Regions from separate parts of the Homo sapiens genome. Here region 1 is linked to region 2. A link is a loop called in an ENCODE intact Hi-C map of the cell type or tissue named here. Cell type or tissue: Calu3. All regions are shown on one strand. Each heading gives the region's core, and the rest is flanking DNA. Links, peaks and the distances in the headings are about the cores only. Region 1 has its middle 13 kb from the start of PRPS1L1. Region 2 has its middle 43 kb from the start of PRPS1L1.

Region 1 (5,388 bases), core at 205-5,204, 56 kb before region 2:
AAACAGGCTCAGACATTTCCTTATGCCAGAACTTGCTTGGAGGTGTCAGCCTCTGCTTCTCCCAGGGTTCATCAGTGTCATTTTATAAGTTAAAAAAAAAGAGAAATATTTGAAGATGGTAATGAAATTGTCAAATTGTAAACCAAATCAATATTCACTACAGGAAACTCTGAATATTGTATAGTTTAGAGTATTTGTAGTAGACTGTATTCATGAAGCTATAAAGAACTGCTTGAGACTGGTTAATTTGTAAAGAAAAGAGGTTTAATTAACTCACAGTTCTGCATGGCTGAGGAGGCCTCAGGAAACTTATAATCATGGCAGAAGGGGAAACAGGCACATCTTACATGGTGGCAAACGAGAGACAGAGAGAGAGAGTGTGTGTGTGTGTGAGCATGCAGGATAAACTACCACTTATAAAACCGTGAGATCTCATGAGAATTCACTCACTATCATGAGAATAGCATGGGGGAAACCATCCCCATAATCCAATCACTTCCCTTCCTCGATGCATGGGAATTACAATTCGAGTGAGGTTTTAGTGGGGAAATGGAGCCAAACTACATCAGTAATAGTTCTCAAACATGGCTGGACATTAACCTGAAAAGCTCTTAGGGTTAGGGTGACCCAGAACCACATACCTCAGAATCTCTGGGGTCAGGGCTGAGGCATCAGGGTTTTTTTAAGCTCCTCAGGTGATTTTAACACACAGCCAAGTTTGAGAATCACTGGTCTAGTGCTACTGAGTAAAAAAAATTCCCGGGGTTGGGAATGGAAATAAATATTTTCAAAACATTGATGATTGGCCACACTGGCAGTCACTGGTTTAGAAAAGATATCACCCCAATAAAATGGCTGAGGGCCTATGTTTTCAGTTATGAAATCTGAGGACACATTGCCAGTGGAGTTTTCAGACAGGAAATATGTAGTAAGATTTTGGTTTTATTTATTTATTTATTTATTTTTTCTTTTTGAGACAAGGTCTTGTTCTGCCACCTAGGCTGGAGTGCAGTGATGTGATCATAGTTCATTGCAGCCTTGACCTCGTGGGCTCAAACAATCCTTCCACCTCAGTCTCCGAAGTAGTTGGGACTACAGGTACAGGCCACCACACCCAGCTAATTTTTGTATTTTTAGTAGAGATGGAGTTTCACCATGTTGCCCAGGCTGGTCTTGAACTCCTGGGCTCAAGAGATCTGCCCGCCTCAGTCTCCCAAAGTATTGGGATTACAAGTGTGAGCCACTGTGCCCAGCCAATATTTTGTATTACAGATCATGAAATTTGAAATCGCTTCATAATATCTCACTATTTACTAGCCTATAAACAACATAGAGGATTTGAAGTTAAAAGAGAACTTCATTTTATTTTAAATTTTTTGAGACAAGGTCTCACTATGTTGCCCAGGCTGGTCTCAAATTCCTGGGCTCAAGCGATTCTCCCATCTGGATCTCCCAAAGTACTGAGATTATAGGCAGGAGCCACCATGCCTGGCCTAAAGGAGAACTTTAGATTTGTAGTTTCCCTTCTGTTTTACTTAAATCATAACCCTTAACACTGGACCAACATAGTTTATCTTTTACCTACTAGGAATTAATTTTGTATGAAAATTGGGTGAAACTCAGCCTTTATAGTACAGAAGAGACAGCATGAAAATCACAGCTATGTAGGAACCAAGCAAAAACAGTGCTGATTTATGAAACTTCACAGACTTAGAAATAGAAACAAAACACTAAATATTCATGAAATCCCATACAGTGCTTGCACATAAGTTACATCTCAGGGATTTGTAACTTAGTTATAGGAAAAAATAATAAGCTGAGCACATCCAAACATATGAAACTTCTCAAGTGTTAGGTTTCACTAATTTCTGGTCTTATTTTGTTTTGAATCATAAATAAACCATAAGTATGCTATAAGTGGTTGGCCACAATCTAAACCTCCCAATGAAAAGTAAACAAAGATTTCATCAGCAAAAAAAGGAGTAAAGATGGAAAGAAGGATTTAATATCAATCTTCTCTGATTGCAAGGTTTTTTTAAAAGTGGTAGAAGAAGCTCCTTAAAGACACAAAGCCACAAGTGAAAGAAGCAAGTAAAATTCTATCATTCAATGAAGCAACATCACAAACCTATCATGAAAACATTCCATTAAAATAAGAAAATCTGTGCCATGTACACTTTAGAGTGAATCATAAATTCAAGAAATTATCTGAAAGGCTAATACAATAATCAAGGGAATCTTAGATTTCATTGAGTTACTTTGTCAATTTTGGTCTCAGTTTCATACCATAATTATCCCAATTTTATTTAACTATACTAATGACAGATGCAGACTTCAAACACAAACACTGTGCACACAAGCCACATTTCAAGTGAAAAGATGAAAAGAAGCTCACTGATGAAATCTAACAATTCAACTCAAGAGCCATTTATTTATTTCAGACACATTGGCTTTTTAAAATAAGTATTATTCAACGAATTACTAAAAATCCATCATTTTCATCCTTTTTGCAACTTGTGTTTTTTCTCCTTCAACGTGTAATAAGTCGTAATTAACCCCAAATCACTCTGGAACATAATACTGTTTTTTAACAACTGTTAAGAACTTGTTTAATTAGAAAAAATTTACCATAAAGATACACTGCGTGTGTGTGTATGTGTGTGTAAGGAAGAGTGTTTTCAAATGGCCTTAGTTTACCTGCGACACAAATAAATGCTGGGAGATAATGTATCGCCTCCATTGAAATGCTTTTACTGTTCTTAAAAAAGCATGTATGATACTGGAATGTATAAATAGTAGTTAAGCATTAGGAATGTGGAGTGACACATCCAGTGTAATACTACACTGGTCAGACCCACAAGAGCTCAATTGTTTAGATTCAGATATTTAAGAGAGATGTGGAGGCCAGTAAAAATGATCAAAGAATTTAAAAATGTGACCAATAATGAAGGCCTTGACAAAACGAGATTATTCAGCAAAGGGGTTTTTAAATGAGGGTTCTCAAGTATATAAAGAGGATGATATCAGCTACTCTCCATCTTTACCGCGGAATGAATGAGCAGGAATGAGATTAAACTTCAGCAGAGAGACTTAAGCAAGATATAAGAGAATTTCCCAAATGAGTTATATTTTTAAAAATAGAAAATCATCAAAAGGGTCTATGGAATTTCCTTCCCCAGAGATATGTATAAATAAGGCATATATTTTCTTATTCAGAATGTTCCAGCGATGTCTTGCTGTGAGGAATAGTCTGCTATCATAGAATCTCAGCAGAGGAAGAGTATGTTTCCCAGTCACCATTTATTGCTATAAAATATACTAAAAATGGAGACTTAAAATAGAGTTATAAGAAGTAAGCATTGGCCAGACACAGTGTGGCTCAGGCCTGCAATCCCAGCACTTTGGGAGGCCGAGGCGGTCTGATCATGACGTCAGGAGATGGAAAACATCCTGGCTACAGTGAAACCTGGTCTCTACTAAAAATACAAAAAAATTAGCCGGGTGTGGTGGTGGGTGCCTGTAGTCCCAGCTACTCGGGAGGCTGAGGCAGGAGAATGGTGTGAACCCAGGAAGCGGAGCTTGCAGTGAGCCGAGATCATGCCACTGCACTCCAGCCTGGGCGACAGAGCGAGACTCCGTCTCAAAAAAAAAAAAAAAAAAAAAAAAAAAAAAAAAGTAAGCATTAAAACACTAAAAAGATTTTTTAATCTATAGTTTAAAATATGCTTAATTCCTGTAGGATAAACTGAGGAAAGCAATAAACTGTCCTCTTTTGGTTAACCAGAAATTTTTCACATGGCCTTATGACCAAACTTTTTTAAAAGGGAACTCACTCTATCCTTGCATGAGGAGAGAGCCTGTTATTACAAGGATCCATTAAGATGTCAATGTAAACACACCTCAATCCATGGAGAAAGGAAATAAAAACCTGCTCCACCTATAGACCCAGGCTTCACTCTCACCTGAAAACCCTCCCAGGCACAACATAAAAAGGCTCCTTTCGGTCTCACACCACATCACTCATGGTCATTTTGTTGACATTCTTTAGGCCACACCGTCCTGCTTTCGATTTTGCAGATCCCTACCCTATTGATTAGTCTGAATGTTCTATCCTCACTTTGTACTTCAGATTGAGCAGTGCCTTCCCAACTCTCAGCTGACTGGAGAGTTTTTGGGTGAAGACTCACCTGCTTTGAGGAAACCGACGGAACCATGAACTCTTTAGAAAAGAGCTACCTTCAGCGTGTTCCCCTCTCATCACAGCTCACTCTCACTCCCTGGAGAGAAATGGACACAGTGATAATTTACCTGTTCTACCTCACTGTTCTTGCCCCTTTAGGAGGAAGATAAATGACAAGTAAAAAAGAACTTGGAGTGGGTGCCCATGTAGACCAGGACTCCATTATCAGTTTTCAAAAAATTTCAACACCTATCTATATCCTGTATACAAATTAGCTTATATGTGCAAAGTGTATCTGGTACATATATAATGTATAAAGTTCCTAATCCTTTACATTTGATTTATTTATTTCATCCTAACAACCCTAACAGGTTAGGACTCTTATTGTATTCATTTTGCAGATGTAAAATTTGGCAAAAATGTGTTAAGTAATTTGCCCCAAGTCACCCAGATCTTAGGTTAATGAGCCAGGATTCAAACCCAGGCAGTCTGGCACCAGAGTCTGTGTGCATATCCACAACACCAAACTGCCCCTCTGCAATTAGATAAAACTTAAAGGACATAAGAAATCAACTATTTTGCTCTACTAGTACTTAGATCATTAATCACCATTTTTCTGTACTCCAAACAGATAAAAGAACTAGTGACAATAAAATATTGCTTTAAAAATAAGAAAATTTTTAAGAAATAAAGTATTAGCTTAACCACTGGCAAAACCTCCTTTTCCTATGTCTACAAAAGGAATAAAACAGATTGACACTAATAAGCTGTTTCTTATGTTTCATTGTAGTTTGTTTGAAATGAGAGCTCATGAATTGAATTGATAAGAAGTAAATTAACATATAAGGATATGAAGCAGAATGTATTTATACAAAAATTGACTGTTGGTGAAGTAAACTGCTAAAGTCAACAACAATTACAAGTAACATTTTAAAGATGAATTACTAGAAGGTAGTATGTAGAATATATATTTATTATACATATTTAGTGTCTGTTAGTGTTACCAGTTAAGGGTAGTTTTCCAGGTTCTTGATGTTTTGAACAAAGAATTGGACAAAACACACAAACAAAGCAAGGCAGCAAAAGCAGAGATTTATTTTAAACAAAAGTACACTCCACAGTGTAAGAGCGAGCTCGAGCAAGTGTCTCAAAAGCCTTGGTTACAGAAGTTTTGGGGCTTTAAATACCCTTTAGAGGTTTTCCATTGG
Region 2 (5,388 bases), core at 150-5,149:
TAACTGGGTAAACAGACATAAATAACTAATCATCCAGTAAGTGCTAGTAATGTAATTCAGCACAAAGTCCTAAGGATCCATAGAGGAAAAACACAGAGTCACAGAACTTTAGAATAGCTACTCCATTTAAACATAAACATGGGAACAGCAACATGGGAAAAGTTCTTGAATGCACAGTGCATGTTCAAGAAGATTAGACAGAAGGCATGAGACAAACATAATAAGGTGAGGCTGAAAAGAAAGATTGAGGATAGGCTGAAACATGGGAGTTCTTAACTCAGTCCTGGCAGCATTATACATTGCTAATTTTATTGCCGTGTGTCATGCTTAGGAATTTGTACTTAAGTTTGTAAGCAAATGGGAACCAGCAGAAGTTGTAAGCAAGTGTGTGCTATTTCAATGTATTCTGGAAAGTTAAGTGCAGGGAGATAAGTGCAGGGGTGTGTCATAACATGGAGAAATTTGGTAAAATAATAATTTTTTAAAAAACATGATAACCAGTTGGAGATCGGGAACACAGAAGTGAAAGGCATCCCCGAGGCTCCTAGCTTGGTTTAGTGTGTAGATGGTTATAGTAGTACCTGAGATGCAGCTCATAAGAGAAAGAACACAGTTTCTGCACAAAGCAGTACTAGGGGAAAATTTATAAAGTTTATTCACAGTGGAAGAAAATTTACTCTAGGCTGGGCACAGTGGTATTTCAATGTAATCCCACTACTGGGATTACAAAGCTCATGCTTGTAATCCCAGCACTTTGAGAGACCGAGGCTAGCAGATTATTTGAGGTCAGGAGTTCAAGACCAGACTGGCCACCATGGTGAAACCCCGTCTCTACTAAAAATACAAAAATTAGCCGAATGTGGTGGCAGGCACCTGTAGTCCCAGCTACTCAGGAGGCTGAGGCAGGAGAATCACTTGAACCGGGAGGCAGAGGTTGCAGTGAGCCAACATTGCGCCACTGCACTCCAACCTGGGTGGGTGACAGAGAGAGATTCCATCTCAAAAACAAACAAACAACAACAACAAAAAGATTTACTATAGTGGGGGCTTTCAGGGAAGGAGGAGGGACAATAAAATGTGCCCTTATCATAGAGACATTCCTTCTCCTGGGATTTTATTCAATCTGTCTGGCTGTATCAGAATGGGCAGAGTAGGAGAATATATGACCTGGATATAATACTGTGTTGGGGGGCACGTGCTGCGGTGATAAACCCAGCTGAAGGCTGAGGAAGTCTGTGGCACCTGGAGTCGATACAAACAGGCAGTAGGTGGTAGTAGAGGCAACCCCAGGGCATGGGGAAGTCTATTGTGGTCTGAGGAAGGTGTCCAATGAGCAATCAAGCATAAAGATATAGAATCCAGGGAAGGGTAATACCTGGGAATCCCCACAGGCCAACAACTACTAACAAGGAAGTGTCAGAAGGTGACCTATTCACTGGTGGGTACTCGAGGGAGAATTCTAGTGCCCGAGAGAAAACCCAGCAAGGCAAAGGACTGCAGACCTATGGACATGGAATACTAGCTAGACATGAAGTAGGGTCAAGCAGAGGAACAAAAACAAGCAACCAGGTAAAAGGCTGAGGGTATAGTTTGTGAAGTGGGTCTTGGAAACAAGGTAGAAGCCTGTTACCAGCTGATCAGGAAGACTGTGGAGAAAGGAGCTAACAGAGTACTAAGTTCAAAAGTGTCAGCCAATGCTTCTTTACCCAGCTAGTATGTTGTAACCACTTGGAGAAATTTAAACAAATATTTTTGCCTAGTACCCATTCTAAACTAATTAAAATTGGGTTTTCCGTTGGTGGAGCCTAGATGTTGCTCTTTAAAACAAAAACTATCCAAGTGTTGTAAGCAAAAGTTGAAAAACACTCATCTAGAATGTACTCAACCATCGTAATTACCTGGATAGCTTTTAAAAAAAATCCCTGAGGTCAGGTTCTACTCCAATAGATTCTAAGTTAAAGTCTGGGGTTCAGCTTAAATGTAAGCACTTTTCAAAGGTCCCCAAATGATTTTAATATGCAGCCGAGGTCAAAAGTCATGGTCTAGAACTACGCTGTCCTGGTGACTAAGGTAGCCACTAGTCACATGTGGCTATTAAGTACGTGAAATGTTGCTAGTCTGAACTGAGATGTGCTGTAAGCCTAAAAAACACACTGGGTTTTAAAGACTATGAAAATAGTAATGTAAAATAGTCATTAATAATTTTTATATTGATTACATGTTGAACATTTCGAATATATTGGGTTAAATAAAATAAACTATGAAAAAAAAATTTAGACCAGGCGCAGTGGCTCAAGCCCGTCCAGCACTTTGGGATTTCAAGGTGGGTGATTGCTTGGGTCCAGGAGTTTGAGACCAGCCTGGGCAACATAGCAAGGCCCCACCTCTACAAAAAATACAAAAATTAGCTGGGTGTGGTGGTGGTGTCTGTAGTCCCAGCTACTCAGGAGGCTGAGGTGGAGGATCGCTTGGGCCCGAGAGCCGGAGGCAGTGACCAAGATTGTGTCACTGCACTCCAGCCTGGAAGACAGAGTGAGATCTTGTCTCAAAATAAAATAAAATAAAATAAAATTTCCTTTTTTCTTTTTATAAGGGGTGTTGGAGAGAGAGAGGTCACCTTGGCCTCCCAAAGTGCTGGGATTACAGGTGTGAGCCACTGTACCCAGCACCTATTTCTTTTTACTATTTAAAATGTGGCTACTAGAAAACTTAAAATTACATATGTGACTCGCATTATATTTGTGTTGTTTTGGAGCTTCTTTCATGATTCCAGCCTAAAGTCCAGATTGGTCCTAAGGACAACAGTTGAGCTGAGTCTGGGTAGTCCAGGTGTGGGAGGAAAAAGGCTGCAGAAACTGACACCCTGTGGCCAGAAATATCCTTCCCTTTTACAACCCTTATTATGTTATAAAGTTAAAGAACATCAGGGGTAAAGGGAATATGAAAAGTCATCCAGTTTAACTCCTTCATGTTATAGTAGAAACTATTTATTTCATTTCATTTTGTTGTCCTGAATGAAATTCTTGCAGTTGGCCATCCTGATTAAGTAAGAAGCATTCTCCTTTAATAATGTAAACAACTTGAAACTGAAGAAACTATTACACACTAGTTTGAATTACAGAATTCAAACTAATTCAATCAGATTGCACTCCTCATAATACCCAAAGGAAGGCTGTGGGGCTGAAAATCCAGTTAGACTCAGGAAGGAGTGATAGGACTATTGGGAACAGAGAATACCTTGAAGAGCAGGATTGGCCCCGAAAGAGTCCTACAAAGGGCACTTAGGGCAGGAAGAAGATACTGAAGCTGTTTATCTGGGTGGTCTTGGAAGTGACCGTGAAAAAACAAAATGGGATACTACTAAAAGGGCATTCAGAATTTTTTTTTATTTCAAAATTTTGCCTGTTTCCAAGGAAACAAGAGAAAACTAGACTTCCTTTTTTTTAGCTCTCATAAGCCTGACTAATATTGCAGTATTAAAGTTTAGTAATACTGAAAGTTAAATGGGCTTTTAAAAATCAGGAATTGCTTGTATGCAACACTGACTGCTCAATGGAAAATTCCTTACAAAGCTTCGCTTATAAACTGCACCTGGATTTGCTAAACGGTAATAAATCTGGACAAAACTAAGCACATAATATACTCAGTGGGTTAGAGTTTTATAGCTTGGAGTTACTGTCTCTTTGACTGCTAACAGACTTGATTGGATCCTTTGGACAAGAAGGAGAGCATTAAGTATCCCTTCATATCTCAGAGTCTGTTCTGATGGGCAGTTTAAAGTCAAGAATAGTAAAATGGGTGTAGAAATCTAAACTTGATTGGCAACTTTGACAACCAAGGATTTCTTTTTTAAAATTTTGTTTTGTTTACCTTGAGAAAGAGATTTCTATTTCTCCTGTCACTTCCTCATATGAGAGTTAGTTTTATTCTGAGTAATATGTAGCAAATGAAAAAATTCTTCTTTAAGGTGAGTCATCATTCTGCTTTTGGATACCAAAAAGAAGAAGAAGAAGAAAAGAAGAAGAAGAAGAAGAAGAAGAAGAAGAGGAAGAGGAAGAGGAAGAGGAAGAGGAGGAGGAGGAGGAGGAGGAGGAAGAGGAAGAGGAAGAGGAAGAGGAAGAGGAAGAAAAGAAGCAGCTCAGGAAACTGATAAAAAGAAACCCTAGACAAGCAAAGAGGGCTATGTGGAGAAAAATGTTAGATTAGCAAAACAATTTTGAATTGATATCCTGTCTTAAATGTATTATCGGCTCACAGAGCAAAACAAAACCCCTAAATAAACTTTGTGAGAAGACTCAAATTTGTCTGAAAATTTGACATACAGAAATTCCTAAGATTACGAGGGTAATGTGTTTAGTTAATAGGTTTAGGATAGTTTCTTGTAAAAGCTTAGATCTTCGTTGACACAAACATACGCCATTTTATTGTGTTACACTTTATTGCTCTTTGCAGATGCTGCATTTTTTGCAAATTGAAGGCTGTATCAACCCCAAGTTGAACAAGATTATTGGTGCCATTTTTCCAAAAGCATGTACTCATTTCATGTCTATGTCACATTTTGGTAATTCTTGCAATATTTCAACACATTCATTACTATTATATCTATTATGGTGGTCTGTCATCAGTGATCATTCATGTTATTGTAATTATTTTGGGGCAACGTATACTGTGCCTATATAACAGCCAATTTAATCAATAATTTGTATGTATACTGACTGCTCCACTGATTGGTCTTTCCTCCAGCTCTTTATCTCTCCTTGTATCTTCCTATTCCCTGAGACACAACACCATTTAAATTAGGCCAAGTGAAAGGAAGAGTCACACATCTCTCACTTTTCAATCAAAAACTAGAAATGATTAAATTTAGTAAGGAGAACATATTGAAAACTGAGATAGGCCAAAAGCTAGTCTTCTTGCACCAAATAGCTAGCAAAATTATGAATGCAAAGGAAAAGTTCTAGAAGAAAATTAGAAGTGCTACCTCAGTGAACACATGAAACCATAAGAGAGCAAAACAGCCTTTGGCTGATAAGGAGAAAGTTTGAGTGGTCTGGATATAAGACCAAACCAGACACAACATTCCCTTAAACCAAAGCCTAATCCAGAGCAAGGTCCTAACTCTTCAATGCTATGAAGTCTGAGAGAGGGGAAGAAACTGCAGAACAAAAGAGGTTGGTTTAAGAGGCTGAAAGAGAGAAGCTATCTCCAGAACATAAAAGTGCAAGATAAGCCAGGCATGGTGGCTCACGTCTGTAATCCCAGCACTTTGGGAGGCTGAGGTGGGTGGATCACCTGAAGTCAGGAGTTTTAGACCAACCTGACCAACATGGTGAAATCCTGTCTCTACTAAAAATACAAAAATAAGCCGTGTGCGGTGGCAAACACCTG

The links. A loop is a pair of places that touch in the nucleus more often than their neighbours do. Peaks named below come from ENCODE experiments on the same cell type or tissue, not always from the same donor. Only the 100,000 strongest peaks of a DNase experiment are listed, where the experiment ranks them.
Region 1: it touches region 2 in a loop (2.4-fold over the local background); 3 of 110 quality-filtered maps call a loop at or near these places.

What each region holds. Positions count from the first base shown.
Region 1 is chr7:18,037,877-18,043,264 of GRCh38, reverse strand. No RefSeq gene overlaps it. Among named protein-coding and RNA genes, the nearest start is that of PRPS1L1, 13 kb to the right of the region's middle. In Calu3, for the core only: no CTCF peak of the experiment used is centred there; a DNase peak (open chromatin) is centred at 2,814.
Region 2 is chr7:17,981,957-17,987,344 of GRCh38, reverse strand. No RefSeq gene overlaps it. Among named protein-coding and RNA genes, the nearest start is that of PRPS1L1, 43 kb to the left of the region's middle. In Calu3, for the core only: no CTCF peak of the experiment used is centred there; a DNase peak (open chromatin) is centred at 2,842.